Linked DNA regions of Homo sapiens: region 2 is linked to region 1. A link is a loop called in an ENCODE intact Hi-C map of the cell type or tissue named here. Cell type or tissue: sigmoid colon. All regions are shown on one strand. Links, peaks and the distances in the headings refer to the core of each region. The heading gives the core; the rest is flanking DNA.

What was found. Hi-C counts contacts between places; a loop is a spot of excess contacts. Peaks named below come from ENCODE experiments on the same cell type or tissue, not always from the same donor. Only the 100,000 strongest peaks of a DNase experiment are listed, where the experiment ranks them.
Region 2: it touches region 1 in a loop (3-fold over the local background); 2 of 110 quality-filtered maps call a loop at or near these places.

Annotation. Positions count from the first base shown.
Region 1 is chr6:169,954,345-169,969,746 of GRCh38, forward strand. It overlaps LOC100131532 (a long non-coding RNA gene), which reads left to right and starts at 8,279. Exons shown (of 3, transcript NR_027434.2): 1 at 8,279-9,413; 2 at 11,283-12,917; 3 at 13,266-13,334. It overlaps LOC107986674 (a long non-coding RNA gene), which reads left to right. Exons shown (of 5, transcript XR_001744483.2): 5 at 1-928. It also overlaps LOC107986675. In sigmoid colon, for the core only: a CTCF peak has its summit at 7,587 (motif pointing right); DNase peaks (open chromatin) are centred at 5,097, 7,617 and 8,007; H3K4me3 peaks cover 933 bases; H3K27ac peaks cover 1,458 bases; H3K27me3 peaks cover 531 bases.
Region 2 is chr6:170,017,320-170,032,721 of GRCh38, forward strand. It overlaps LOC105378150 (a long non-coding RNA gene), which reads left to right and starts at 6,448. Exons shown (of 3, transcript XR_943318.4): 1 at 6,448-8,373; 2 at 10,258-10,329; 3 at 11,416-15,402. RefSeq lists an enhancer at 11,993-12,498. In sigmoid colon, for the core only: no CTCF peak of the experiment used is centred there; DNase peaks (open chromatin) are centred at 6,462, 7,792, 8,422, 9,372 and 3 weaker places; H3K27ac peaks cover 723 bases; H3K27me3 peaks cover 1,078 bases.

The sequences.
Region 1 (15,402 bases), core at 3,454-11,453:
GGTTGATTATAAGTGTCAACCTGACTGGATCAAGAGATGCCCAGGTAGCTGGGAGGCCATTGATCATCCTCAGTACTCCAGGAGGCACTGAGCCCATCCCTCTTCTGCCAAAAGAGAAACCTAGGAAGATTGGCATTTGATTAGAATGATTGATCTGTCCAAGGTATGTCTGTGAGGGTGTTTCTGGGGGAGACTGAGGTGTGAGTTGTTGGACTGAGTGGGGAAGGTCCACCTGCATTGATCTGCCCTCAATGATCTGGGCTAAAGGCCTGGATGGAACAAAGGTAGAGGAAGACTGAATTCTTGTTTTCTCTTGGGGAGCTGGGACCCCTTCTTCTCTTGCCCTGGATGTCAGAACCCCTGGTTCTCTGACCTTTGGACTCTGGGACTTAACACAGTGACCCCCTGGGCTCTTGAGCCTTTGGTGTCAGATTGAGAGTTACACCATCAGCTTTCTTGATTCTGAAGACTTCAGACTTGGACTGAACCACTCTACCAGCTTCCCTGGTTCTCCAGCTTGCAGATGACCTGTCATGGGACTTCTCAGCCTCCAAAATTGCATGAGCTAATTCCGCTAAAAAATCCCCTTCTTATCTTTCTCTCTGTACATGCATCCTATTGGCTCTGTGTCTAAGAAGAGCACATACTAAAACAAAGAATGTCATAGGGAACTATTCAAAATAGCCCAAAATGGAAACTACCCAAATGCCCATCAACTGATGAAAGGACATAAGGTGGGACACACACACACACAAACACAAACACACCCAACATACACAAAAATACAAAAACACAAACACACACACACAAACACATACACACAAACATACAAACACAAACATACAAACATACATACACACACACAAACAAAAAACAAAAAAAACACATAAAAATACAAAGACACAAACACATAAAACACACAAAAATACAAAAACACAAATGCACACACAAACACACGCAATGGAATATTATTCAGCCATTACAAAGAAATGATGTGTGAATCTATGAATTATTTAAAAAAGGAAAAGAAAGAATGAATTACAAACACATGCTACATGCATGAACCTGAAAAAATTAAGTGAAAGAGCCACAAAAGACCAATGTTGCATTGTTCTGTTTATGTGAAATGTACAGAAAGTGAAAACCTGTAGAAATAAAAGTGGATTAGGGTTGCCAGGGGAGGAGAGAAGAGGAAGCAGGAAGTAACTGCTAATAACAGCTTGATTTCTTTTCGTATGTTAAAAACACAGAATTGTATGCATTTAAAGTATATCTCAATAAATCTGTTAAGAAAAACCTCGTTGAATGGCATTTGTTAAATTCAAAACCATTTATAGACGAGAATTGCCGCTGCTGTGCTTTCAGGAGTACAAGTGTTCCACCAAATGTTAATACGCGTTTTGCAAGAAAAGAGCTCCATGCGAGTAAGTTTGGGAAGTGCTGGGTTAAAAACGACAAGCAAGTTTCTTTAGTGCAATCACGGAAGAGTGTTCACTGTGCTAACGTGAACTGCAGCCTCCAGGGTGAGGGAGGGAGGGGCCGGCAGTAGTCTTGCTCCACATACACGATTTGGGTAGAGTTTTGCAGAAAGACGCAAATTCACAGGGAACTTGGGTGAAGGGGGGGTGGCTGTGTGTTTGGCTTTCACTTGGACAAGCCTCCTTTTCCCTCCCACAGAGCTGGCTGCTGCTGCCAAGGCCCCAAGGAGGCTTTCAGGTGAGGGGGCGTGGAGGGGAGGGCCACCTCAGCCCTCAGGATTGGGTGGGCTGGGGCTGAGGACACAAGAGCAGAGTTTTGGGTGGCAAGTGTTGATGCAGGATGGAAACAAATTTGGCTGTCCTGAGGGTCCGGACCTCACTCAGCAGCGGACCAGGGTCTCTGAAGCCCCACCAGCATCACCCAGAGCTAATGGCAACCTCCTCAAGGCACCCATACCCAGCCAGCAACCAACAGGGCTGCTGACCTCCGGCCTCAGCCGACCCTACCAGCCAGGCCTTGCTGAGCCACGCCCACTTCACCTGTGTTCAGTTGCTTCCGGCAGGAGGGGACGCTGGGGTCCGCTTTTGCAGGTCATGCCACCGAATTCAAATGTGGTATCCGTTTTGTGTTTTCAGTCGTCCCTGCATTTTCTTCGTCTGAAATCAGGACGCTAAGTAGCTACAGCTGCATGTGCCGCCTTTGAGAAAATCTCATCCTGAACTCGAGAACACAGACTCAACAGGCAGACGGCCGGGAAGCTACAAGGCAGCGCCTCACAACACTCTCTTCTTTTTCATTCTACTAAAAGTTGCTCTCAAATCCTACTGGACAGAAAGTCCTAAAGCATTCCAAATGTTGCTCCATTTCCAAAAGTGCCGGCGCTGCCTCCTTGGGATCAGAGGCCTTCTGCGCTTGAGCCTGGCACCTGCCCTGGGCCCCAGTGGACGGGTCCTTCCTCTTGGACCACTGGCCCCATGCATTGTCCATCCTCAACACCTTCCCTGTGGTGCCCAGAGGCAGCGTCCAGGAGCACACCCAGGTGCCCAGCGGGACCCCGGAGCTCCCTTTGAACAGGCACCTTCTGGGGCTGGGGTCCCCATGTCTGGGGGGGAATAGGGGGCTGGGGCCCGTGTCTAGGGAGTTATGGGACCTTGCATCTGAGGGGGTGTGGTGGGGGGCTGGGGCCTGCATCTGAGGGCGTGTGGTGGGGGGCTGGGGCCTGCATCTGAGGGGGTTCTGGTGGGGGGCTGGGGCCTGCATCTGAGGGGGTGTGGTGGGGGGCTGGGCCCTGCATCTGAGGGGGTGTGGTGGGGGGCTGGGCCCTGCATCTGAGGGGGTGTGGTGGGGGGCTGGGGCCTGCATCTGAGAGGGTTCTGGTGGGGGACTGGGCCCTGCATCTGAGGGGGTGTGGTGGGTGGCTGGGCCCTGCATTTGAGGGGGTGTGGTGGGGGGCTGCAGCCCTGCATCTGAGGGGGTGTGGTGGGGGGCTGGGCCCTGTATCTGAGAGGGTTGTGGTGGGGGGCTAGACCCTGCATCTGAGAGGGTTATGGTTGGGGGCTGGGGTCTGCATCTGAGGGCCATGGGACCTGGGTTTGTGGCTGCTGGTTCGCCTCTGGGCTCTGCTGCTTCTCACAGTAGTCGCTGAGCCATCGCGGGTCCTGATGTCTCACGGGAGAAGCAGGCCTGGGCAGGTGGCACCTTTGGGAGAAAGCGAAGGGCAGCCTGGGCTGGAGGCTGCACCCAGGCACTGTGGTCAGTGGCTGGGGAATGAGACACGGCCCTCCTGGGCCCCGTGTCCCTTGTGGTGGGGTCTGAGTGCCTACTTCTCTCACCATGGCCCTCGGGGTCCCGTGCCTCTGCGGCCTGAGCCTGCGGTGGGTCCTGGCGCAGCACCTGGACACGGGCCTCCCTGCCTGAGGCCTCCTTCCTTCCTTTTCACCCCCCTGAGCCTCCTTGCCCTTGGCTGGCTGAGCCGGCACATCCCCGTGGCGCCTCTGCACCTCCCCCAAGATCATTCTGCCAGCACGGTCCTCACTGCACCCTCCGGTCCTCCCTGCACCCTACGGCCCTCCCCTGAGATTATTTCGCCAGCCCGATCCTGCACCCTCCCGGCTGCCACTGCCCCTCCCCAGGGAGGCCGCCACAGATGCAATGGCCGGCTCAGGTTGGCTCCTCAGTGGTTGAAAGTGGTTTTGTTTTTGGTGGAACTTGGGGGCAGTGAGAGGCTTGAGATTATTCGTTGAGATAGTTTTCCAGAAAGAAAAAAATGTCACAGATAATTGGTTCTTTGCACTTGTAATATAAACGCAGTAATCTTTATTCTAACTTTTGCTAGAGAAATTGAAGTCGATGATAGCCCCTTTCAATTTTAAGCAGGAACCAAAGTCAACAGAAATTCTGAGTCATAGAATCAGGCCAACTGACATAAAGAAAAAAAAAAACCTGGGTCACTCACAACCACTAGGATGGCAGAAAGACAGGAAGAAAGAGAATGAAAAAAAAAATAAGACGTTATGGCAAAAGGATCCAGAGAAATTTGGGACCCTTGAGCATTGCTCGTGAGAACCATTGTGGAAACGATAGAGGGGCTCCCCAAGAGTTCATTACAGCAAATGGACTTAGCATGCGATCCAGCAGCTCCACTCCTACAACTGAAGACACAGACTCCAGCAAATACTTGTTCATACATGTTCATAATATCATTCGTTACAGTGGCCAGAAGGTGGGAACAGCCCAAATGTCCATCAACAGATGGACGAGCAAAATGCGGTCCATCCATGAGATGGAATATTACTCGGCCCTAAACAACAGTGAAGAAGTACTTGTAAGACCTTGACAACATGCATGAACCTTGAAGACGTTAAGCTTGTGGAAGAAGCCAGATACACAGGACCACGTGTTGTGTGGTTCCATTCATACAAAATGCCCAGGACAGGCAAATCTATGGAGGCAAAGTAGGTTGCTACTTGCCAGCCTGGAGGATCAGGGGGTGAGGAGAAACTGTGCAGGGAGTTCAGAGCCTCCTCTGGAGTCGGGGAAGCGTTCTGGACTAGATGGAGGTGGGACACACCGAACCGTTCACTTCCACATGCTCCACGTTACAGTTGTGAATTTCACTGCAATAAATTAGGGTTATTTTAAATACTTGGGCCAAACCTCAGATTTGCTGATCATTAATCCGTGGCTTTGGGAGCCACTGAGACTTGGCTGTGCTGAGTCCCCTCCTCTGCAAGTTGGAAGAAAAACTCTTCCCGGAGGATGGTTCAGACAAGTAAGTCAAAGCGTGAACACACCAGCAGAGCACCTGCCCTATACCTGCATGGTACCTGAGCATGAAAGACGTTCAAGAACATTCTCTTCCGTCCTCTGAGTCACTAGCAGATGGCCTGTTTCCTGCTGAAAGAAGCACCTGGTACTTGGTGTTTACGAACTCCACTCAGTAAGCGGATCAGTAGCAACAAGGGCACTTTGGCCGTCAGACGCAGAAGTAGCGTTTTCCTCCAGAACACCACCTGTGGTTGGGACAGTGCCGTGCAGCCCCAGCATGTCTGTGACGCACACCTCCTGCCTGCGGGGTGGTCCCCCTCCCGCCACCCCGGTTCTTCCGGGTTTTCGAGCCCTGCCCTCAGCTTCCCCTCCTTCCTCCCCTCCCCGATTTTCCAGCCCTGCCCTCGGCTTCCCCTCCTCCCTCCTCTCCCCCTGGCACCGTTAAAACATTCATGCTGGGCCAGATCATGCTTTTTGACAATGTCTAACGAGCTAGCAGTGAATGATAAATCTGCCGGGCCGCCTCTGTGTCTCAAAGCCACTAGGATCTGCAGCTGTTTCAAGAGCACAGAACAAGAAAGCCTCCAGGAAAGGGGGAAAGAGCGGCATCTGAGCTTGGAGGAAGTCATTTCTGTGAAAATCTTTTAATGCAACAGGGAGCTAAGCAAGTGGGCTGTGTGTGCTGTGGAAGGTGGCGATGTTGGGGTCTTGCCTCCTGCAGTGGATGCCGGCGACAGGGCCTCGGGTGGCTCTCTTAGGACCCACAGGCCCTGCATCTGGATTGGTCAAGTCCCAGGGGCCAGGCCTGCCTCAGAGGTCCTGGGCATTTCACGGCTGGAGGGCACTGCGGAGGTCCATCTGCTGCCCCATGGAGGAGAGCGGGTGCTCAGACACCAATCTTGGTGCCCAATCATTTCCCCTCCTCTGACCTTGAGGGAAAAAGCCAAGATGCAGCCTCTGGACACCAACCTTGAGACATTCTCAGCTCTCAGCTCATCAGCAGAGCCTGGACTCATTACTCCAGGGAAGAAGCTCTGCTTCCGTGGGCCAGGGGTAAGGTCAGACGCAAGGGCCTGAGGCCACATGGGAGCCCAAGCAGCAGGAGGCCCCAGGCCAGTCAGAGCCCTCAGGGCCTCCCAGGGGCTGGCAGGAGCACCTGCTCAGTGGCGAGATGAATGTCCTAAAATGCTATTAACGGAGTTCAGTCTAGGGTTTAAATCAATTTGGCAAACATTTATTGAGTGCCCACTCCCAATAAGGTTCTGAAAAGGCTCTTGAAAAAATGTCTGTGCTTTTGAATTTCAAATGATTGGTTTTAGTATTAGGAGCAACAGAAATCCTGTTATCACTCATCCAAATAATCAGAATTAATTTAGGAGTTGATGGCAAGCAGAGTCCGTTGGTAATTAGGAAACATGGAGAAATAATTAACCATGGCAAGAAATGCGGTTACATTTAACTCCTGCGAAGTTAAAAAAGAACCATGGTACTTTTCTCTGTGAGGCTTAGCAATCCCAGTGCTGGTGAGAGTGGCGCCTGCCTGAGCCCGTGAGGAGCCCTGCGCTGTTCCCCACCCTGGGTGCCATGCTGGCCGCTGGGCCCTTCCTTCAGGGAAGCCAAGCTGGATCCCTGAGTCACTAGGGCGACTGGGTGGGGCCTTGGCCGGATGACCTCCCTTCAGAGAAGGACCAGGGCCTAACTCCATGTCTTTTGTAAATTTATTTTTTTAAGCCTGAATAGAAAATGTCTCCATTATTCACTTTAGTTTTAAATATAGGCGCCTTCTCCCGGCTGGAATCCCCACTGCTAAGCTGGGAGGAGCCTCCAAGCTGGAGCGCTGGGCTTGTCCAGCCAGGCAGCAGACACTGTGGGGAGGCAGTGTGACATCCATCAGGGCTCTCTGTGGCAATGACACTGCATTCCTTTTAGAAAACTCCCTCTCCTCCAGTCTTCCTCCTGAAGGCCACCCCTCTCTACCAGCACTCGGCTCAGGAGGCCTGCGTGGCTCTGACTGATGCCTTTCTCGGCAGCTCTGTCCAGGGGCTAAGGGAGGTGCAGATGAGTCCCTGAGCGCCCTCATGGGGATTGGTCATTTCAGTCCCCATCCTGGGTTCCCCTGGAGGATGTGGGCTCCATGGTGCTGGGCCGTGACTCTCTCTGCCTCAGTGCTCCCAATACCCCCAGCCGTGGACCCTGGTGAGCCCCATGCAAGTGAAGCAGCCCCTCCCAAACCCTCCATCCTTGGAACGCTGTACTGCGGCTGCCAACTCCTCTGGCCTCCACTGCAGACACACAGGGCTCCTCTCTGGAGCTGAAGCTGTACCTCCAGGAGACACTGAGTTCTAGGCTTAGCGCCATAGCGAGCCAGCCCCTTCTTCAGGATGACTGCCAGGGGGAAGTGTCTGTGCATGTGTGTGTTTACGTGTGTGTTTGTATGTGTGTGTGTGTGTGTGTGCATGTGCCTCTCACATGTGTCTGTGATTACCACCCAGCAACTCCTAGACCTGCCCTGTCCCATGGAACTTTCCGGGGTGTGGAGACGATTCTTAGCACTGAGGGTCGCCACAGCCACGTGAGTGCTGGGACACAACCACTGCAACTGAGGAGCGGAGTTTTAATTCTGTTCACTTTAAATTAATTTAAGTAGCCACATGTGGCTAAGGGCCCATACTGGACAGTCGGTTCTTCAAGGAGGTGAATTTGAGATTTTCCCTCAGAAGCCTCCTCTGAGTTCTGCCTGTGCTCTCGGGGGTCTCAGCATCTCGGGCGCCTTCCCCGCCAGGCACCCCCGGGGCGAACGAGGACCGTGGGCCTGTCCTGCCACCATCGCTCTGGAGGTGAGGATGCGGCTCCCGGACACCCGAGGGCGCCCTCCTGAGCCTGAGCCGGACAGAGCGGGGGTCGCGGGAGCTTCCCGGCGCCGGCGCAGCCCCAGGAGGAGGGACGGGTCCTCGCGGTGGGTGACGGTGTCACCGCCAGCATCGCCTCTCCCGGGTTTCGGGGTGGCCGGGGCGCCTCCTCACCGGGGCGGCCGCAGAGCAGGGACCCCAGTGCCTCCCATGGCCGCCCCGACAGGGGACGTTCCCGCCCGGGGCCATTCTCACCGCATCGCGCCCGGGCGGGAGGAGCGCTGGGGCGGCCGGGGCTGGTCTCGGCGGCTCCTGGCCCAGGTTCGTGGCTCTCGCGTTCCCCGGGGTCTGGGCCTGCGCCGGCGGCGGGGCGCCTTCCACCCAGTGATGTGGCGATGCCTCCCGGGCTCATGGGGGAATGTCGGGTCGGCTTCGCGCTGGGCCCACGGCCTCCTCCCGGTGAGACGCCCTCAGGGCTCCCCCATCTCAGCGCCCGGGACGCCGCAGCCATCTCGGTGGGCTGAAGGGAAGTAAGATTCTTGCAGAGGGCGCCTGCCCCAGAAAACAAATTTCATGTACAGGTTTCAAAGAGGCCAAGACGTCCGTGGCTTCCTTCAGGAGAAAGCGGCAAAACCCACGCCCAGATCCGTTGTGCTTTCAGCTTTTCACCAGGAAACTCACTTTTCTATGTAAGAGCAAGCGAGTTCCACAGCGCGGGGAGGCCAGTGGAGAGGAGCGCGGCCTTGCCTGGCTCATGTCCTGTTTCCAGCTTGCCCTGAAAACGAATTACTAAATCCATGGAGGAAGAGCTTGGGGCCTGCCTGGTCCTCGGCCACAGTGGGGCTGGGGCCTGTGACTGCGTGTGCAGAGGGTCCGCGCCCAGGGCCCGGGAAAGGGGCTGCGCTGCCCCGAGCGAGTCCCCGGGCGCCCCCAGCCTGCTGCAGCCACCTCGGGCTCCACATTTCGGCCCCTTCTCCTCTCCGCTGCTCTGGGCTCAGCCACCAAGCTCCACGCTGTGGGCAGAATCCACTGGGGCGCAGGAAACCTCAGCTTCCGCAGCCCACCTGGCCTTCGCAGTCTTCCTCTCCAGGGTTTTATTTCAACATGGCCTTTTCTGCTGCGACTCAGCTGTGGTAGGGGCCAAGTTTGGGTGTGTGAGGCCAGGGAGGTGCGTTGTGTTCTCGCGGAAGAGAGAGACGCAGCGAGGGAGCCCGGGCACACGGACCCAGCTCACCAACCGCAGCCAAACCACCAATTCTGTCCCGTGGCCCTTGGTGACCGGTGACAGGGAGGGAAGGAAACGTGGCCAGCTTCCGCCAGACCACAGGCGAACACAGGTGGGGCGGCCCACTGGCTTGGGCCTAGGAGCTGCAGGAGCAGGGGCCACGGTCCAGCCTGACGCCCCTCTCTTGGGGCAGGAAGTTCCCTCTGTCTGCCGTGAGCAGGGGCACTTGGGAGGGCCCAGCATAGGACCTCAGGAGCTCCCGGAGCAGCCTCAGCAGCCGCAACCCCTCGACCTTGTCCAGCATCACGCCCCGGTGCCAGGGAGACAGACCGAAGAATCCCACCACTGTGCAGGAGAGGAAGCCTACTTTAATTCTGTTCTTGAAGTAATGGCAGGTGAAGATTCGTATGTCATAATTAATTCCTCACTTCTTAGGAATCGCAGCGATTAGCTCTGTCATTCCTTTGTTATCAGAGAGAACTGTGAGTCCTGTTATTCTCACTGCTTCGCCATCTGTGAGCATGCGCAGCCCTCGGCTAAGTTTTCTAAAAGGAACATCACAGCGACTTCCCTGACCTCAGCCAGGACAAAAGGTGAAGTCTAGCACGACGACCCGTGCAGCCTGCATGGCTGGAGGCCCTCCCTTCCCGGTCTCTGGGCACAGGTGCGGGGCCGTGCGCGCGCGTGCGCCTCCACGGTTCCTCCGGGCACAGGTGCGGGAGCTGCGCGCGTGCGTGCTCCTCCAGGGTTCCTCCGGGCACGGGTGCGGGGCCGTGCGCGTGCGTGCGCCTCCACGGGTCCTCCGGGCACAGGTGCGGGGCCGTGCGCGTGCTTGCGCCTCCATGGTTCCTCCGGGCACAGGTGTGGGGCCGTGCGCGTGCGTGCGCCTCCACGGTTCCTCCGAGCACAGGTGCGGGGCTGTGCTCGGAGCGCCTCCAGGTTCCTCTGGGCACAGGTGCAGGGCCGTGCACCAAGTGCCTCCACGGTTCCTGTGAAGGAGTGCGATGGCTCTGTAATTTTTGTCCTCAGCTCCGGTTTACCACAGCTTAGGCCTTTGGGGTCATTTTAAAGTAGTAAAGAAGCTTGAAAGGTAATCCCAAACCAGGTGGTCCTTAAATCATTACTGGGTTCGAAGAATAATTATCATCAGAATAATTTATTATGCATATAATTGTAACTGTGCCCTGTGGACACTGCACATGGTTAAATCAACACCAGGAGGGTATTTTGGTTTCTAAGAACTTTAAAAATATAAGGCAGATGGCATTAATACAGACAAGTAATGAATGAATAAGAATTCATAACAATGAAGCTCTAATGCAACGTATGATTGAATAGGGCAGCTTAGAAGCCTGGAAATTAGGAGGCTCGGTAAGATGAATTGGGTGGTGGTTTCCAAACCTCCTACCAGCATTTGGAAGAGACCCCAGGGATCAGGGCATCTCCAGAATCCAAGCCAGCTCTGCATGTCCGGCCAGTGCCTGCAGCATTTTGGTGCTGAGATAGCATCGTGGGTGGCCCATGGAAGGACGTGTTTGATGGAAGGGAGATAAGAAATGGCCCTAATAAGGAAAGGAAAAACTCTAAGCTGGCCAGAGCTTCCAAGTTGTCCACCTGAGGACTTGGAAGAGTCGATGATCTGAGCTTGCATCTGCAGGGCTGAGGGTGAGCAGGGGTGAGGGTAGCAGAGATAAGAGCTTGAGCCAAGGAGTAAGGGGTGTGACCCACCCCTTGCTTGAGCATGGTCTGTGCTGATGGTGCACTTCTCACCAACAGCAGGGCACAGGGTGTGGGGCATCCAGTCTGAGATTAGATTAAAAAGACTGTGGCTTTTGCTTTGGGGACACTCCCGGCTCATGCTGTTCCGTGCCCTCTGCCCGTCATAAGGACACTTGGCAGCCCTGGGAAGGGGTCACATGGGGAGGACCAGGGCCTGTGGGCAGCCTGGTGAGGGGCTCAGACACCCCACAGGAGCCTGCAGGGGCAGGAAGAGATTTGGGGGAGAGGAAAAGATTTGCTATTTAGGTTGTGGTACTGGTTTCTTGGCTGTATACATATGTTAGGCTGATAATACTTCAATTGCACGCTGTTTATCACACTTTAATTATACACTAATGAGACTGTAAAAACTGAGGAGGTGGCATTATTCGTGGAGAAGAAAAAGCTCAGATTAAACAGGCAGTGGGAAGACATGGTGTTCAGGGGAGGTGAGCCCAGGCGTGCAGATGCTGAGCATGGGCGGTATTTGTCAGGTGATGGAGAAGCTGGCATGCATTATACCTGGCAGGAGTTTGAAGATCTTCCATCTGTGTTTGGATGGCCGCATTGGCTGCAGGGCGTGTAGACAGTGTTGTTGAGAATTGGCTTGAGTGCAAAGGTTAAAATGTACAGTCACTCTGGGGAGTAGAAAGTTTTGCCCTTTTTGAGGTGTAGGGCATGACCTTTAACACTCCCACCATCAGCAGGGAGAAGAGGAATGAAAAGCACAGGAAAACAGGCCAGGGAGTTCATGGATGGAAATGGCATCACAGGCAACAGCCACTCACGAAGATGGACGAGGACCCAAGAGAGAACCAGCGCTGCTCTACACCTGCCTGTCAGTTCGTAGTGGAGAGGGGCACTGTCCGCCGAGCCTCCATCCGTGGAAACGCTCCTCTTCGAGCCCGGCCATTGCTCTGGCTGGGCCTGGTGAGGAATGGCCGACATCACGGACAGTGGCCTTTCCTAGCCCTGACCCTGCAGAGTGCCTCTGGAGCGCATAGTGCTGGCGGACAGGAAGTCAGCAGATCGAAGACAGGGTCCTGGCTTCACGGTGGGTGAGCCGTGTGATGTTTGGGCAAGTCCCTCATGCTCTGTAAGTCTCTCCACTGAGCTGGGTGTGAACGTGGTGCTCTGTGGCAGTGGCACGTGATGACTCCTGCATGGAGTTCTCGTCTCAGCAGGGGCAGTGCCTTGCACCCCGATTTTCAAGCAGCAACCTGAGAGTCCTGGGAGGCCCGTCTTTTCCCCTCGGTCTTTCTGTTGGCCCCACCACTCACATATTTCAGGCCTCACCAAGTCCTGTTAATCCCATTTCCAAAAAATGCCTGGAAGCTTCTACTCCTGGCTCTGCAGCCTCCACCTTTCTCTGAGCTCTGCGGACGCTTCCTCACATCAGCCCTGGATGACTCCAGGAGCCTCCAAAGGGAGCCCCTGCTTCCTGTTCCCCTCCCCTGCGACCTGCTGCCCATGTGCTCCCAAGGGGCTCGTTCCTCCGTGTGGATGGGATCGTGTTCCTGCTCCCCTGCCCCACAACCCACTGCCCGTGTGCACCCGAGGGGCACGTTTTTCTGTGTGAGTGGGATCATGAGCCTCTTTCCTTGGTAGATGTTCTCTTTGCGCTGGAATGAAACCTCAGCTCCCCTGTGACAGGAAGCTCCCCATGGGCCAGTGCTGGGTTTTGGTCTGTCGGCATGTGCTCTCCACCCAGAGAAGACTCACAGCTGGCTGCTCCTCTCACCCCTGAGGCTTCACAGTAAACATCGACTCACAGGAGGGGACCACGTGATTCCCACCGCGTGTCCTGTTCCCTCCATGGAGCATGAGCTTGACCATGGTACAAAGCACCGCACAGCTGCTTTAACCCTGGGAGAGAAGTGTCTTTATGAGATTCTCTGTGTCCCCAGGAAATGCTGCCTTCTCCTGTGAAGCAGTCAGTGGGCCAGGCCCAGTCCTTAAAGATGCAGAGAACCCAACAGGCCCCTCTTCTGCTCACAGCTTCACCTTATGTTATGCAAAATCCCCACACCACTAGAGCATGCTGGCACTGGGTCATGGGTGCCTGCATTTCCCGCAAGCTTGTGACTCGGGGTGCGATACCTCAGCCCGTTTCCAAGCAGCCCCATGAGATCAGGGCTTATTGTGTTTGCTCCATGTATCATGAGGGTGCATCCTGAGAAGGAGAGACTCGCAGGTGGGTGCAAATGATTTGCAGTCACAGAGGAGCCAAGAGCTCCTGACGGGACTAATGAAAGCATGCCTCACTTTAGCCCTGGGCCGGGTTCACGCCTCACCTTAGCCCTGGGCCGGGTTCACGCCTCACCTTAGCCCTGGGCCGGGTTCACGCCTCACCTTAGCCCTGGGCCGGGTTCACGCCTCACCTTAGCCCTGGGCCGGGTTCACGCCTCACCTTAGCCCTGGGCCGGGTTCACGCCTCACCTTAGCCCTGGGCCGGGTTCACGCCTCACCTTAGCCCTGGGCCGGGTTCACGCCTCACCTTAGCCCTGGGCCGGGTTCACGCCTCACCTTAGCCCTGGGCCGGGTTCACGCCTCACCTTAGCCCTGGGCCGGGTTCACGCCTCACCTTAGCCCTGGGCCGGGTTCACGCCTCACCTTAGCCCTGGGCCGGGTTCACGCCTCACCTTAGCCCTGGGCCGGGTTCATGCCTCACCTTAACCCTGGGCCAGGCTGCTGTGTGCCATGTGCTGTTTCTTCATCGGGGGGTTTGGGTACAGAAATACTAAAAATGAATCTTGAAAGAGGTACCGATGGCTTCTTGCGGTTTTTTGGATACAAACAGATTGGTTTTTTCTCAAAGAAGATGAGTGACTATGTTGTCAGTGTCATGGTGCAAAGATGAATACGCACCTGCGGCTAACAAAGCTCCCAGCGATGGGGGATGACCTCGCAAATGTGTCGTGAAATGTGCAGAAGAGGGTTTCATATGCAGGACAGAAGTATCTGGGTGATAGGTGAGCAGTCATTTCTCACTTACTCATCTCTGGGCACTGTGACGTGACTCACATCTGCAATCCCAGTACTTTCAGAGGCCAAGGTGGGAGGATTGCTTAAGGCCAGGGGTTCAAGACCAGCCTGGGCAACATAGCAAGACCCCATCTCTACAAAAAATTAAAAAATTAACCACATGTGGTGGCATGCATCTGTAGTCCCAGCTACTCGGCCGGCTGAGGTGGGAGAATGGCTTGAGCCCAGGAGATCGAGGCTGCAGTGAGCTATGATCCTGCCCCTGCACTTCAGCCTGGGCCACAGAGTGAGATCGTGTCTGTAAAAAATCATCATCATCGTAAAATGAATCACCTGCCACCTGCCATCCATCCTTCTTTCTGAACCGGGTCTGGTCAGTTTCCTCCCAGGGACCTGGTCTCCTGCTCCTGGCTGTAACTTGGTGTAAGAGTTAAAGAAAGAAGAAAGAATCATGAAAAGTGGTTCGACAGTCCAAGACAGGTTTATTTTGGAGAATAAACCTGAGAGGGGCTTCTGGCTGATTTCAGTCAGGAGCATTCTCTCTTACAGACTAACAATATTTAGGGTTTAGAATATTAAGGAGCTTATCACAGGCTTGGATTGTTTCTATGTGAGGGAAAGTTTATTGCAGGGTTGGGATGTCTCTAGTCAGAGGGGAGTTTACCTTAGTGTTGCAGTGTTTCTGTTTATGCTGACATTAGCTGTTAGGCTGATGTTTTGGGGCAGATTTAGGTGGTTTTTTAATCAAGGGGAACTTAAAATGGCAGTGTGTGTCCAGGATGGTGATGTCCTGCTCCTGCTGTAGCTTGGAGGGCAGTGGCTGTGGTGCCCGCCTTCCTCCAACAGAAGACGGGCACCAGGAGCTCATTCTGCAGATTCTTTCTGTCACCACCTGTGCGGTCTCGGTGGTCACAGCCCAGGTTCAGTGGCAGGATGCTGTCCCCGTTCTTTTAATCTCAAGTAAGCGTATGAGGACAGAGTGCCTGGTGGATCCCCGTCCCCCGTGGGCACTGTCCCTGGACTCTTACCATGAGACCTGCTCTGGGCATCAGCTCCAGCTCTGGGCTCTGGGTGCCACCTTTGCCCAGCCCTCCCTTCTATTGCATGACCAGCAAGACCAAGAGCCCTAATAAAGGACAGCAAGGTTAATGGTTTGGACGAGGAAAAGCTGGGATTTTAGGAACAACGGCTGCCAGGCCCTGTCCTAAAGGGAGAGTGGAGTCTCTGGAGGAGCCTGAGGTGGCCCCAGGGACTCAGGAACCTGCGGCTGAGAGCTGGAGAGCGTGGCTCACACAGGTAACCCTGGGACCAGCGCAGTCAGCCGGGAGAAGGCTGAGCATGCTGGGGCACACTCCGTTTTAGTGGCCCCGAGTTTGTTCTATTTTCTGTTGAGCCAGAAAGAGGAGATTGTATTGGATTCCCTTGATCCAGGGTTGCAGGCCTGTTTCTGAGTTACTGATTTCTGTGCCAAATGAGTCTCCTTGCTCGCTGGTCAAAGACCTTGTCCGTTCTCTTTTTCTGTTTTTTTTTTTTTAAGCCTCTGGGGAATTCTCCCCATAAATCATGTTTCCCTGCTACTGAGCAGTTGAAGTGAGAAACCATAGCTGGCACTGCCCCTGCAGAGTAGCCAAGGGCACCTGGCCAGGGCGTCGGCCGCAGCGTCAGTGGTGGAGCTGGCCCAGCAAAGCTGCCCTCCCCGGCAGTTTCTCCACCTGCGTCTTTCTGCTGAAGCCCCTCCGTCTTTCCCCACTGCTCCCACAGTCTTCTCTGGACCTGGGCTGCACACTCTCTCCTCTCTGCCCCTTTCCTCTCCTCCCTCCCAAGCACCCCAAGATCAAG
Region 2 (15,402 bases), core at 3,439-11,438, 63 kb after region 1:
GCCAAGGCTTCTTGTTTGTGTGCCTGTGAACTTGGGAATGTGCTGAAATGAGACATGGTGGGCTGGATTGAGAAAGATGGGCCAGGGGGGCTTTGGCTCTTGTGAAGCTTCTCCACCAGTGAAAGGCACAGCTTGGCATCTCCTTGTTCACAAAATGGTGTGGAAGATTATTAGAACTGAGAGCCCCAGTGAAAAGAGAAACTCTTCACATCCCCTGTAAAAGCTGTTGGTGAGAGGCCCCTGAGGGAAGTTGGGGGATACCAATGCCCTCTCTTCCCTACCAAGGGAGTGCACCTTCTGGACATCTGGAGAAGAATCACAATAATACTTTAAAAATCACAGGACCAAAATCGAAAATCAAACCCTGACAGAAAATATGACAAGGCAGAATTGTAGCTAATTGTGGATAAGATAGTCTGCGTTTGAATTATGGCTCTAGCACTTACCAACTGTGTGGCCTTGAGCAAGTTAGTCAACTTCTCTGCGGTTTCAGTTTTCTCATTTGTAAAATTGGGATGACAAAATGACTTGTGTGGTTAGCCTCCTGTGAGAAATAAATAAGATAATACCTGCGACGCACTCAGAACAATGCATGGCACAAAGCAAACGTGCAGTCGGCATTCGCTGCAAACAATTTCTTGTCCTGAAAAAAATGTTGATTAGACCATGGTGAGCCAAGAGGTGAAGGCCATTTTCCTTAAAAAGTCCCATTGGAGGCCTGACCTTGGTTTCTGCAAACTGAGCAGCTGAAAAAGCAGAACTGAAGGTTTGTTCTGCCATTGTTCTGTAACAAAGCTTATTGCTGAGAATGGAAGTTTAAGAGAACAACTTTGCCAAAAAGAAATTTCATCACTCCTTGAAATGGCAACCCTAATTCGGGGTTTTTAGGAAATTCCCTCAGAGACCCAGTGCTCTATTTTCCTCAGATTACCCCCATTTAGCTATTTGTGCTGTACACCATATAAATTGTCATCGCTAAGTCCAAGATATCGTGACTCATAGACTGCGTCTTTGTTTTCCTAAAGAATGAAGAGTCCAAGAGGAATAGAAAAGCATTTTTTCATCCACAATGTTTTTTTTTTTTTTTTTTTCATTTGAGATCCCCCATGTGGTGTTGGGTGCAGGTTATGGAAACAAAGGTGTAGGTCATTACCTCCAGGGTCTCATAGGCTGGTGGGAAGGCAGGCCAGGGAACCTGCCTGTAGCAATTGATCCCTGGTATATTCACAGGCTTTGGGCCCAATAGAAACGAAGGGTGGGAGCCCAGGGACTCAGAACCCGGAACAGGGGGGAGGCGAATCCGGAGGGTGAGAGAATGGAGGGCAGGGCTTCCAGGAGGGAACAGCCCAGGCCAGGCAAATGGTGAGAGGCCTCTCACATTTGGGAACTGTGAGAGATTCCATGTGGCTGAGAGGTGGCTTCGTGGGGAAGACGTGAGGGCGAGCGGAACAGTGTGGAGGCAGATCACAGAGGGCTCTGTGTAACTTACGCAAGACCTGAGCACCAGGCGGAGCCGTCAAGGGAAATTTAGGTTGAGCAGAGATACAATTGGGTTTGGAATATCTCTCTATAGCAGCAGTAAAATACCATGCAGGTGACAAGACTGGGAGCCGGGAGAGGAGGCAGGAGGGTGTGGGTGGTTCAGACCAGGGATGGACAGTGGGGCCGAGGGGAGGAGACATTGGAGTGGCACCATGTGGACAGGGGCAGGTCTTGGGAACACATAAAACTGAAAGGAGATGTGGAAACATCCAGGCCCACAATCTAGGGGTCCAGGGGCTGTGGCCACTGGAGTGCCATTCAAAGACTTCTCCCAAGCCCACCCCAGGTGAAGCCCCTCCCCTGCCTGTGCTGGCTTGGTCCTGGGAGCCAGGGCCCCTCCCTCATCGCAGCTGCTAAGCTGGACCATCCAAGAAGTAAAGCAGCACCCGCCTACCATGGCCCACGCCTGAGTTTCCCGGCCTGAGCCTTCATTCTCAAAGCTGTTTCTTGTTTTAAGGCCATTTCCTCATGGTCCTCCCCTGCCTGCGATGCTCAGCCCTGAATTCTTCACCAGACTCTTAACAGTGAGTGATTCGCTCCTCTGTAAACATCTCCTCTGTGAAAGGCCTTGCCCAATCTCCAAAACTAAATTAAGTCCTCCTGTTACAATACCCTATACTTCGCCTCACAACATTTATGGCAACGTGCAATTATATATTTCTGTGTGTGGCTGTTTGTTTTATATTTAGCTTCCTTCATAGACCATGATCTCCGTGGGGACAGGGCCCCTGTGCCCCCACGCCCAGGGCGGGCTCTACACCGACGCCTAGAAAACACACGTGCAAAGGCAAAGGCATGAAGTCAGCGAACAAGAGAAGGCTGGACTGGCTCCAGGTTTCCGGTGGTTGACAGTGCCCAGTGTCATTCACCAAATGTGGGATAGGCCGCGGGAAAACACACTGTGAGAAGGAGAGAGGAGCTGTGGATCTGCTTCAGAGCTGTCTGGGCCAGGCCCCTCATTCCAACTGATAGGGACTCGCCCGTCCAGATTCAATGTCTCCTGTGAGTCGCCAAGCGTACAGGGATCACAGGAGCCTTGGGCTCACGAAGTGTGTGGCCCCCCTGTGCAGATGAAGGACCAATGGCCAAGGGAGCAAGAGAACCCTGAGCCTTCTGTAAGGCAAACCCACTCAGCGCTGTTTCCCACTGGGTTCTCCTGTGGAGAAGCCCCTCAGACCAGGAATATGGTGCAAGAGCTTCGAATTCTTTCTCCTGGGCCAGCGGTCACCCAAACAGCTATCATTAGTCAGCAGAGACTTTTGGTCCACAGGAGGCGGATGACGCACTTGGTCCTAACAGGAAGTTTCCTGGATCCGTTTGGTTTGCTGCTGTTGGGAGACCAGGCAGCCGCCTTCTTATAGCTGTGTTGTTCTCACTCACGCGGTCTCCAGCAGCACCGCCATCCCACAGTTTCCTGACCCTAAAGTGTCTGAGGCCCCCACTGCCTCTGGCCAAAGCACATCACCTGCAGTTCACTCCCAACTGCCCCTCACCACTTATGGAGCTCCCGCCAAAGCAGCTTCCACGTGCTGAGGACGGCAACCTGCATAGTTCACTGAGGGGTGCTCAGTTGCCCTCCCAGGGTTGGGGCAGCTTGTTGAGTGCAGATAGTGAGACGGAGTAGGAGGCTGAGGGGCAGGAGGTTTGCCACCTGCAAATCACAGGTGGATTTCTGCCGTTAATGACAATGCTCTGTGCTGATGAAGGCCTAGTCTGTCACAGTTAGTAATTCTATAATAACACATTACATTTTCATAGCATTTGTACATTTTCCAAGTATTTTCATGTTCATTACTCTTTAATAATAGCTACAACTTTTTTTTGACCTGAAGTACACTCCTGTGCTGCCCACTGACATTTATTAACTCATCATATCCTACGCATTTATTCTTCACTCACAGGCGAGAAAGCTGAGGCCTGAAGATGTCACCTACACTGATGGAGGTCAGTTAATTCAGGTCTGTCCGACCCAGAACCCACACCCTAAATCACTGCAGGCCACTGCCTTCTCCCCAAAGTGCCCTGTAGGAAGATTAAATAAAAACTCGCCTTCTCCCAATTGAGCCAATGGTCCCAGCAACCATAGTGATGGCACTATCAGGCAGGGCAGGTCCCCCTCTTACCGATATGGGAGCTGAGACAAGGAGCCCCTCAGAGCCCAGTCTGAAGTTTCACAATGAAGACAGCTAAGTCACTCCCTTCCTCCCTGCCTCCCCCGTCCTTTCTTCCTACCTTTCCTCATCAACGAAGCATCCATTAGAAGCCTCCCCTATGGAAAACATTGCTCTGTGAGGATACTATGAAAGTCTCCTGGAAATCAGGAGTGGTCTGGGAATTTCCAGGGTTGTGTGTGCACACGCGCATGTGTGTTTCTGTTGATAGTACTATTAACAATACAGTAAAAAATAAAGCACTGAATCAGAATTTCTTAAAATTGTTATATATTTCAAACATTTGCACTCAGCATATTAATGTTTTTATATGTAATTCACACCATTTTATTGGCAGTGTGTCTGGAAATGGGACTAACATTTATAAGAGCATGTGCCTTTATAGAAATGCGGAAAAGAAAAATGCTGTCTCTCACTCGTGTCATTATGTGACAGTAGGTAAAACTGCATGTGGAGAATGAAGTACTGAAAATAAAAAATTAAGGCCCTTCATTAGTATTAGGCCCTGGGTCAGCTTGGGCGAGACAGTCTCCACCTCACAGATTGGCGTCTGCTGGGTTTAAACTCTTCCTCCCAAAGCACACAGCCTCTTGCCTGTTGCCACCCAGTTGAGTGTCAAGTGGAAGTTCGGAGCCATTGGCTCCATCCCGGCTGCCCACAGAGGGAAAAAGTGCTGCTAAAGGGGTCGTGTGTTTGGGGAGATGGACTGAAAGCACTCGTGGGTGTGGAGAGGACCGTGGGCTCTGTCCAAGCCCTGCTGCCTCTGGCCTGGACTGGGAGTGTGCTGCAAGGTCTGGGTGTCCAGGGCCATCGACTCTCTGGACAGCACCGTTCAGTGTGTGCTTCCCTCACATCTGCGGGGGCTACTCAGGAACAGGAAGCTGTCCCAGGCTCTCTGGACCTCATCTGCCAAATAACAGAACAGTAACATTGCACAGGTTTGTGGGAAGATTTGTGGAAATAATTACATGTCTCTAGTGAATCTGAACTAGAATTCGCAAAGGATATATGTGGGTTAGGAACCTGAGACTAGTTCTGCGTATCCTATAATGCAGCATCTGCATACCATAGTATTGGTGAGATCAACACACTTTGCGTGGAAATTGTGATCCCTCACTTCAGACATGCATGAAAGGCCCTAGATCATGCCCTGGTGATGCCTGCCATGGTTTCCAGCACGGGCCCTCAACCACACAAGCTCTAAGACTGCACCAGCAACGTTGACCAGAGCTTGTTCTTTCAACTATCTATATGGGCATCATCCTTACCTCCACCTCTCCACCGGCATGTCCACCTCTCCATCTACACGTCCACCTCTCCGTCCGCGCGTGTGTCACCTCTCCATCCACACATCCATCTTTCCACATGTCCAGGAAACTGTTGCCCTGGGGGCCAGAAAAGTGTAGTTTGTAGCCCTCCACACTAGACGCACACTTTTGCTGTCTCCACCTTGCTAGTGTGGTGGGCCACGGTGACCCACTCTGGTTGGTCGGTCAGCACACAGTGCGGCGACCGCAGCTCCGTGGTAGACGGTGCACTGGGACCCAGCAAGGCTGGCCGTCCCTCTGGCGGGGTGGTCAGAGCCGCTTCCTGGAAGGCGGATTTCAGCCGAAGTGCTAATGTCGCCAGGACTTCCTGGCCGCGGACCTGCAGAAGGAGCTCCCAGAACAGTGCAGGCCACGGGGCTTTAATGCTGCTCCTCCTTCTGCGTCCCATTTTACAAAATAACATTAATAGTAGGTTGATCACAGTTAATTGTTGTTTTGTAGATTGAAAGCATTTGGAGATTGACAATTTAATAAAGTTTATATTGTTCCAGCTAAGCATAAAAACTTAAAAATTTATAAAGCGCCTTCTAAAACAGTCACTTTGCTTCAAACATTTCAATCCTCAAACCCGCCACGTGACTAAGTTAGGGCCGGTATCCTTCTCCCGGCCTCAGGTGAGGAAACTGCCTGCGCCAGGTTCTCTGGGCCGCGCGGAGCCGGGGCTGACACAGCTGCGGGGCTGGGGTTTCCGATCCCAGCGCAGAGCGTCTCCCGCTGCTCCTGCGGGCGTGAGGCTCCCGGGATGCCCCTCCCTGAAGTGGGTCGGGACCCGCATCGGGATCCGGGCAGCCAGGCCTCGCAAAAGGCCCTGGGCCCGGGTCTGCTGCTCCGGCCTGACCCCTCAGAACCGCCCGAGGCTAGCGCGCCGGGAACCCCGGCCTCAGCCCCTCGCTCCCGCCGCCCTCTGTCTGGAGCTGCCGGGCCGCTCCGCCCCGCACGTGGATCCCGGCGGCCGCCCTAGGTGGGGCCTCTTGGCCGGGCCGTCTCCAGCGCCCGCCCTCCCGTGCGTCCCAGCTCGGTGGTGAGCGGCGTTTCCCGCCTTTGTCTTCCACCCCCTCCCAGCTCTGCCGTGGGAGGTGGCGCCCTTCTCCGGCTCTCCTCAGGCCGCGTTCGCGCCTCACGGGAGGTCTCGCCAGCCGGGCAATGCTCGGCGCCGCTTCCCGCGCGGGCTGAGGAGAGATGGCGCAGAGGCGCTGGGAACCCACGGGCTTCTGAGGAGCGCAGCGGGCACGACGACGGAGCGGAGTCCTGAGGCCACAGCTGAGGAAAGGGTCAAGCTCAGGCTCCCAGGCGGTGGCCGAGGGGACCCCGGGTGGGGCGGAGGCGCATCCTGGGAGGCGCTCGGGGAGGGTGCTATGGAGGCCGCCCGAGGCCGCCCCAGGCCGCAGGAAACAGGCGGGCGCGTCCTTCCCGCCTCAGCTACAGGCCTGTGGGGCCGCCTTCCGGGCGCCGCAGCCGCCTGGGCTGTGTGGTTCCATCTTGCAGATGGGATCAGATGGCCCTGGAGGTGGGGTCCCCCGGGTGTGCGCCCCAGACGTGCAAGCGCCTCCCCACGCCCCATCAATAAGGGTCACAGCCCCCTCCCCAGACCTGGCGGGGCCTCCCAGCCCTTCACGCAGCGCTGACGGGGCCTCTGCCCACCGGCCACCCTGGTCTCAAGACGGAGCCCACGTCTCCTGCTTGGGCTGGATGAGTGACCCTTCCCTGCGGCCATGAACAGGGAGCTTTAAACGTGTTGAGGTTGGACCCTGCCCAGCCCGGCTGAACCCCACTCTGTAGGAGGCGCAGGCATCAGACGCCGGGGACGTCATGGTGGAGGAGACTACCCGTGAGCCCGGTGACGTCACGGTGGAGACCACCCGCGAGGCTGGTGACGTCACAGTGCAGGAGACCACCGCGAACCTGGTGACGTCACGGTGGGGGAGACCACCCCGAGCCCTGTGACGTCACGGTGGAGGAGACCACCCTGAGCCTGGTGACGTCACGGGTGGAGGAGACCGCCCCGAGCCCTGTGACTTCACGGTGGAGGAGACCACCCTGAGCCCGGTGACGTCACGGGTGGAGGAGACCGCCCCGAGCCCTGTGACTTCACGGTGGAGGAGTCCACCCCGAGCCTGGTGACATCATGGTGGAGGAGACCGCCCCTGAGCCCGGGTGCCCCTGATCCCAGGCACTGGATGGGATCCCCGGGGGCCATGTTTTAAAATCAGTTTATTTGCTCTCTCATCTATAAATTATTTTTTAATTGCAATAAGACCGCCTACTCAAAAAGAGTTCTGGAGACAGATGATGGTGGTGTCTGCATGTAGGAATGTATTTAATGCCACTGAACTGAACACTTAAAAATGGTTAAGACGGCACACTTTTTGTTACCTGTATTTACCACAATAAAAAATTGGGAGAAAAAGTAAACACTGACCTTTCAAACACACTAGCTGGTCCTGAGGATGTGCGTTTTGTGTTAGTGAGGCATAAAGGAACCTCAGAGCGTTGGCCAAAAGATGTGGCCATTAATAAACTATGATTTGGGGTAAATGTCTGAGCCTCATTTTTTCAACTGTATAAGGGAGATTAAAAATAACATAGTCCTCTGTGATGTGGGGGCAAATAACAAATGTTTGCTTTGGTAACTGCAAATTGTGAATAAATGTCACTGTATAGTTAAAAAACAACAGCAGCTCATCTGGTCAGCACAGCACCACCAGCCTCCCTCATGGCAGAAACCCAACATCTGGTCAGCATAGCACCGCTAGCCTCCTTCATGGCAGAAACCCAACTCTGGTGTAGCGTCAGCACTGAACAACAGATGGAACATTAGCCCAGGACACATAGCGGATCCTGAAGACAGGCATTTGCTCGTGGGTTGAATTTGGAGAAGCACAACACATTCAGAGGGTAACTGTTCCTGATCTTCAAGGTCGTCCATTAATAAGTGTTCAAAGTTGGTTTGTTCTCCAGTTTTCGACGTATCTGTGTGTACAGTGAAGTGTCAAGAACTCCAGCCTCCACCGATTCGAGACCACTTGTCCTCTGTACAAATACTTAGCCTGGCAGCAGAGCGAAGAAGAGACTGCAGGGCATGTTTGTTCTCTGCAGATGCTGGCACCACCCACGAAAGGCAAACAACTGTGTCTGTGGAGCTGGATCCCCTCTGGTCACAGGGAACAGCCAGACTTCCTGGGACAGGGGTCAGAAGGCGGGAGACAGGCAGGGGCAGCCAGTGAGGAAGGAACCAGGACGAGGTCCCAGTAGACGCCCGGGAGGAGACAGCCCAAGCGGAGGAGAGGCCTGGAAGCAGGCGGGCGCCCTGAGCCTTCATGTCCCCTTTGCTGGTAAGCAGCATCTGCCTACGACCTCCTAACCTCGCATTCAAGAGTCCACTGAGCACGGGCATGGGGAGGGAGCATGTGGACGGCCTCTAACCTGTGCGCCAGCCGACGGTGCCACCAAACGGGAGGCGTGGGCTGTGGGTCTCCCCTTCTCACTGGGCATGGGTGTGGGGAGGGAGCATGTTGATGTTGATGGGCCTCTAACCCACATGCCAGCAAATGACGATGATGCCACCGTGGGCTGTGGGTCTTCCCTTTTGAACCTGCATATGCAGCGGCACCTGCTTCAGGGCATCTACAAGCCGCCCCTGGCCCCAGCACCACGACACCTCTGCCCCTAAGGAGCTGCGAGTCCCTGGCCCCCAGGCTTGCCTGGGCCACAGGTTTCTCATGGGAATGGGGATCTTCATAGCACCTCACAGGCCTGCTGTCCTAGGGGCCACTGAGACCATCGCTGCAAGGCTGCGAGGTGCACCACCCGGCTCAGTTCTGCTGTGTGGTGGTGATAAGATGACATCTGGGGTTTTGTTTTTGCTTCTCTGACTTCCCATCCTTTCAGGCTGGAGGCCCCTGACCCTGCTGGCGTGGCCAGGGGGTTGGGGAGGGAGTGCAGGGAGCTAACCCAGCTGACCAGCTCAGACTGGGAAGCCTCAGGTGGGTAGGGCAGGCCCGGGGCTGGGGAGGCTCCGCCTTTGACCAGGAGGCCTGTGGCAGAGATGCCTCAGGGGTAGGGTTTCCTGGCTGTTTATTTCTAGGATAGGACCGATGCCAGTGTCCCTTTTAGAAAAGCTGGAAGAAGCATTCCTGGGTGAAAGTCTGGACAACAGTACCTGCCTGGGCGGCCCGGGCTCTGCCCCCGCTTCAGCACCCGGGGGGCCCTGAGTGCCTGGCTGCTGAGTCACCTCTGTAGAGCCAAATTCCACAGACGCGCACCTGGCGCCAAACACCTGGCTCCTGGACCTGCCTGTTCAGGCGCTGTGCCCAGGTTTCTACGTGCCTGGAGGGCGGGAGGCCTGCTGGGCGTGCATGCGATCTCATCAGCACACTTAATATACATGTACCCACACCCTGCAGGCGCGTGGACAGGCGGGTCATGGCCTGGTAGCAAGAGCACACCTGGAGATTCTGTGGTGCCTTAACTTTCCAAAGCACTCTCATGTGACTGTCCCACGATCACGTCTTCCATCCCTGCCCTCTCAGCCAGGCTCCAGGCCGGGCTCTTCGCCTGCATTGGTGGTGGCCCCTCTGCAAACTCAGTGCTAGACAAGACAGACTATTGTATTTTGTCCTTGGAGGAACGGAGGCTCAGAGAGTGTGAGCTACACACCCAGGCCACACAGCTGGGGTGTGTCACACAGGCATGAGTGTTCTGACCCTGGGACCAGCCACACCCTCCACCACTCTGGGCACTTCAGGCGAGCTCCTTAATCCCAGCCAGGCCTCTATACAAAGGTCTTAACTGTCTAGGCAAATATTTTAAGAAATGGGTGGATATATCTGCTTTAGGAAGCCCGTCCATGAATATCCATGCCTGTCCTAGCATGTAAATTGAAGGACGTCTTTCCATTGAAGAAAGGCTTTTCTTTGAAGAAGCCTTGCTATAAAGTAGAGGTGAACTTCTCGGCCATGTGCAGGAAGGATGGCTTACATCAAAGTACATTTCACAGTTTAACCAAGAACTCTCATGTCTGTTAGCACTTGAACTTAATTTAAGATTCGATGTTGCCTTTCCTAGGAAAGATTGTACAAGTGGGTAGCTTACATTCTGCTTACATTCCAAGCACATTACTGTTCATTATTCAGCCATAAGTGCCATTATTATAGGCCCTTGATGGAGTTACATAAGTGAAATGGGCTGAATTTCACTAAATTTCTATTTTGTACCAGGGGTTTGCCTCAATCAATACTTTTTGGACAAGACCTGGATTGAGACAGAAAGTTGATATTATACAAACTAAGGTAAGTTTGTGTTATATTTCCTTTTCAATTGGGACATTAGTTATTGGTTGTCACATGTACTCACACATAAATAAAATGTGGACTTATTAGGCCAGGAGGAAGGACAGATACGGGGGAGGAGAAGCTGTAACCAGAAGGCAGTAGAAAGCCCAGACCTCCCCCAGGGCCCTTGCTGCACTCAGTCCCTGTTGAGTCAGAGACAGGGAGAAGCCATGGTGTAGGGGAGTTGGTGAGGGGAGCAGCCTTGGCGAGCGGGAGGTGGGGAGACGGAGATGGAGATGGAGACAGAGAGATACAGACAGAGACAGAGAGACAGAGATGGACAGAGACACAGATGGGGACAGAGACACAGAGATGGAGAGACAGAGATGGAGAGAGACAGAGATGAAGAGATACAGAGATGGACAGAGACAGAGATGGAGAGAGACAGAGACAGAGAGAGATGGAGAGAGAGACAGACATGGAGACAGACAGAGAGAGACGGAGAGAGACAGAGATGAAGAGAGACAAAGATGGAGAGAGGCAGAGACAGACAGAGACAGAGATGAAGAGAGACAGATGGAGTGAGACAGAGAGAGATGGAGAGAGACAGAGATGAGGCGGACAGAGAGACATGAAGAGAGATAGAGATGGAGAGAGACAGAGATGGAGAGAGACAGAGATGAAGAGATACAGAGAGAGATGGAGAGAGACAGAGATGGAGAGAGACAGAGAGAGACAAAGACAGGGATGGAGAGAGATAGAGATGGGGATAGACAGAGATGAAGAGATACAGAGACAGAGATGAAGAGAGACAGAGTGAGACAGAGATGGAGAGAGAGAGATAGATGAAGAGATACAGAGACGGACAGAAACAGAGATGGAGAGAAACAGAGATGAAGACAGACAGAGATGGAGAGATACAGAGAGGTGGAGATGGAGAGAGATAGACAGGGAGAGATGAAACAGAGAGACAGGAATGGAGAGATACAGGGAGAAATGGAGACAGAGAGAGGTGGGGACAGAGCGAGCCAGCTTGTGCCACTCCAGGGCCGGGTTCTGCGTACACATGGGCACGGCATCCTGGGCCGTGCATTGCTTTCCCAGAGCGCGTGGCTGTCTGTGGGGACAGGACCAGGAAGAAGCCGCCTGGTTGCTCTCAGGCCACCTCGGAGAAGGTGGGAGGTGACTTCAAGACAGAGAGGACACCAGAGAGGCTGCTCCCAGCCAGCAGAGCCGAGCACAGGTGTGGAGCCTCGAAGTGGCCTTGACTCCAAGGGGACTTTGGAGCAAGCCCAGCAGCGGAGCCAGGCAATGGGTGGGGTTTGTCCGCCAGAGAAGGGCAGAGCAGAGGCCCAGCCAGAACTTTCAACCTGAAACCCAGGATCCCTCAGACCCTCTGATCGGCAGAAGCTCCTTTAACTGGGAATTTGTTTATATTTCAAGTGAACTGTTGCTAAACGCTGTGTTTTAGGCTAGATGAATCAAGGCCTGGCACACCTGACGATGTCAAAGGGGGCCTGGGAGCTGGAGACTTCCGTGTCCATGGGCAAAAGCAGGGTGGTGCTCAGGTGCTGGGAGGAGGTCCTGGGCCTCTGTGTCCTTGCAGCAGGAGGCTGGATGTAGAAGAGAAGGCAGCCGCCTGGGCGTTCAGTGCCGCCCGACAGACGGCCCCACCTCTGCCACAGCCCTTCCCGCCTGGTCCATGCCCTGCACCAACCCCAAAGTGACCTCTGTAAAACTCAGGGCCATTTTCCTGACGGAAATTCCACAATGACCTTCAATCTTAGTCGTACAATGGAATCTCTTGTAGATATATATATTTTTAAATGCTCACACCTGGGCATCACCAGAAATTTAGGCCTCATTGGTCTGGGCTGGAGTCCGGGCACTGTTAAAAGCCCCAGGTGATCCTGACACAGCCGGGTGGGGTTGGCACAGGTGGAATCCCTCCTTCATGATGTCCCGGCAGCTGCTTGAACCACCCCAAGCATCATCTCGCAAACAGCAGCGATGATAATGAAATGCCCACCTGCACCTGAGGTCCTGCAGTCCTGCAGCCGCCAAGCTGGTCCACACCTGCAACCGAGGTCCTGCAGCCACCAAGCTGGTCCACACCTGCACCTGAGGTCCTGCAGCCGCCAAGCTGGTCCACACTTGCACCCGAGGTCCTGCAGTCCTGCAGCCCTGCAGCCACCAAGCTAGTCCACGCCTGCACCCGAGGTCCTGCAGCCGCCAAGCTGGTCCACGCCTGCACCCGAGGTCCTGCAGCCGCCAAGCTGATCCACGCCTGCACCCAAGGTCCTGCAGCCACCAAGCTGGTCCACACCTGCACCTGAGGTCCTGCAGTCCTGCAGCCACCAAGCTGGTCCACACCTGCACCCGAGGTCATGCAGCCACCAAGCTGGTCCACGCCTGCACCTGAGGTCCTGCAGCCCTGTGGCCACCAAGCTGGTCCACGCCTGCACCCGAGGTCCTGCAGTCCTGTGGCTGCCAAGCTTGTCCATGCCCTGTAACCTGCTTGAAAGGCACTTTAAGACCTGCACCCGAGGTCCTGCAGTCCTGTGGTCCTGTGGCCACCAAGCTGGCCCATGCCCCTGTCACTTGCTTGAAAAACGCTTCAACACCTGGCTTCCACATCCCTTCCTGGAGCTTCCCAGAGCCTCCAGTGAGTCTGCAGCTCCCAGCTCTGCACTGCCTGAAATCACAGGGAGACGTACGTGTCAAGGTGCGAGTGCCATGCCTGTCCTCTCAGGAACAGCATTCTGAGCTCCTCACTGTGGAAGCTGCTCTGGTCTCTGCTTCCACGTGGGCACAGGCCATCATGCAGCAAGGTGTGAGCGAGGACCCCACTCTCAAAATGCAACACGCTTGACTGTCCAATACACACAAGGACTCATGTGCACACACAAGTGTCTACACATGTCCACACAGTACATATGCCCACACACACGGTACAGTCATACACGTGCACACAAGTGCAATGCACACATCCATGTGTCTGCACATGTTCACATGTGAAGACGTGTTTGCATGTGTATTCACATGTGTGGACACCTGTGCACACCCCCGCACCACCACTGTCACCACTGTGTCTCTGGTGGTAGTGAGAGGGTAAGGGTAAGAATTTCTGGATCCCACATACGATATCCTAAAGCAAAATGCCCTCACGCCTCCTCCCTGAGAGAAGACGCAGCAGCCACAGGAAGTGAGCTTCTTGGACAAGGAACATCAGGCGTCCAGTGCCCCACCGGCTTCCTGGTGCCTAGTCCCCTAAAGAGGTGAGAGGTGCTGATAAAATGAGCTGCTGTGCTGATGCCTGGGGTGACTGGGGTGGAGGGATGTGGGGGCGGCAGCCCTGTTGTCCTGGAGCTGCTCCTTCTCCCCACTGCATCACTCCTGGGCCTCTCCTGGAGGCCTGAGCCATCCTCCCCAGGGCAGCCCCAGGCTGTGCTGCCTGAGCAAACCCAGAGCCCAGCCCTCCCTCCCCCTGCAGCCTGAGGGCAGGGACCATGGCAAGCCCTTCTCCTACAGCCCCAGTGCCTCAGCAGCCTCATTTTCGGGGACGTGCCAGCTCATTTTCTGGTCTGTTTTGTGGTGTGGCAACAGCCTCGAATCACAGCAGCCTGAACAGCCCAGTAAATATTTACACAAACCTGGGGCTGGCAGGCCCTCTCCTTTGTGGGGCTGCCCTGCTGAAAGGGAGGGGAGCCAGGCCGGCTCAGTCCCAGCTCGGCGCAGATGGTGCCTGCAGCACGCAGTTCTTGCGGGGACGCAGCCGGGATGCAGACGTGGGCTTTTGAAGCCCCCGGCAAAAGCTGGTGGCCGCTCCTGGCTGGGGTTCTGTGGTCTTGTGTCTGGAAATGTGGCCTGGGAACATCCCTGAGGTCTCCCCAGAACAGCAAGGATTGTCTTCTTTCTTATGCTCTTCATCAATGCACAGGCAGCCCTCTGAAGTCCTCAGAATGCTCCAGATCTGGACAGTCACCTCCCAGCTGGGCTCTGGTGCTCTGGAAATCAGAAACAGGTTTCTTATGTGGTTCATTTTTCTCCATTTCCAGGCATTTTTATTGTTATTCTTATTAACAAATGACATCATCACTGCCAGTCATAGTAAGTGTATAAAAGTGCATTTATGGGGCATATCCATTGAGGCGTTCCCAGGACAGAGACGGGCCAGGGAGGCCAGAGTTCTCCGCCTTCAGCAAAGGCAGCCATGAGTCAGTCATAAGTTAGGGTGACAGGCGCCTGGCGTCACAGGAGACCTCAGGCCACGGTCACAGGGAGAACTGGGCATCATCACCGGGCGCCTGGCCTGTGTGCCCCCATCCAACCAGCCCGAGCTATGAGCTCCTCATAACCAGCAGCCCGAAACCAGAGAGGACTAACATCTACACCTCCTCTACACCCAACAGGGACAGCTCACAGCGCCCAGGGCTCAATGGAGACCAGATGTTTGGGAGAGGTGGGAGAGGACATGGGGTGAGGCCTGCTGCTTCTCCAGTGAATAAGGTGGCTGGAATTAGGATTAAATTTGTAAGGGAATGTTTGGGCCAGAGGACCCACCATTTCTGCGGTCTGTATCTCCCCCAACACCCCAAATGTCCAACAAGGACACAGAGCCCAGGAAAAAGCCGGGCTCAGGGAGGAGACTCGGAGGGCAGGTCACATACCTGCTGGTGGAAAGCCAGGCAGGAACCCTGTGTGGCCATGACATCAGCACGGAAAGGCCCCTGGACCTCAGCCTGTCCCCACTGCATGGCAGGCAAGAAGCAGCAGCCCAGAGGTGGCCCCACGTTAGGGCCAGAGTCCCAGTGTGGCTCCCATCTCCTGGGGCAGCTCATGGCACTAGCCAGAAAAGCCCAGTCGGGGGATCCAGGGGCTCATGAGACATGAGACATTTGCTTCTTCCCTTGGACACTCCCTTCTAGGAACAGGGTGAGCTGGAGAGAGGCAACAGAGCAGGAGCAGGGAGCACTGAGGGTGGCTCCGCCTGAGGGTACAGCACACGTCCAGGGCTGTCTGCACACTATTTCTCCCTCTCTTCTCACTCCCAATTTAGAACAAGTGCCCAGGGGAAGAAAGAAGAAAAGA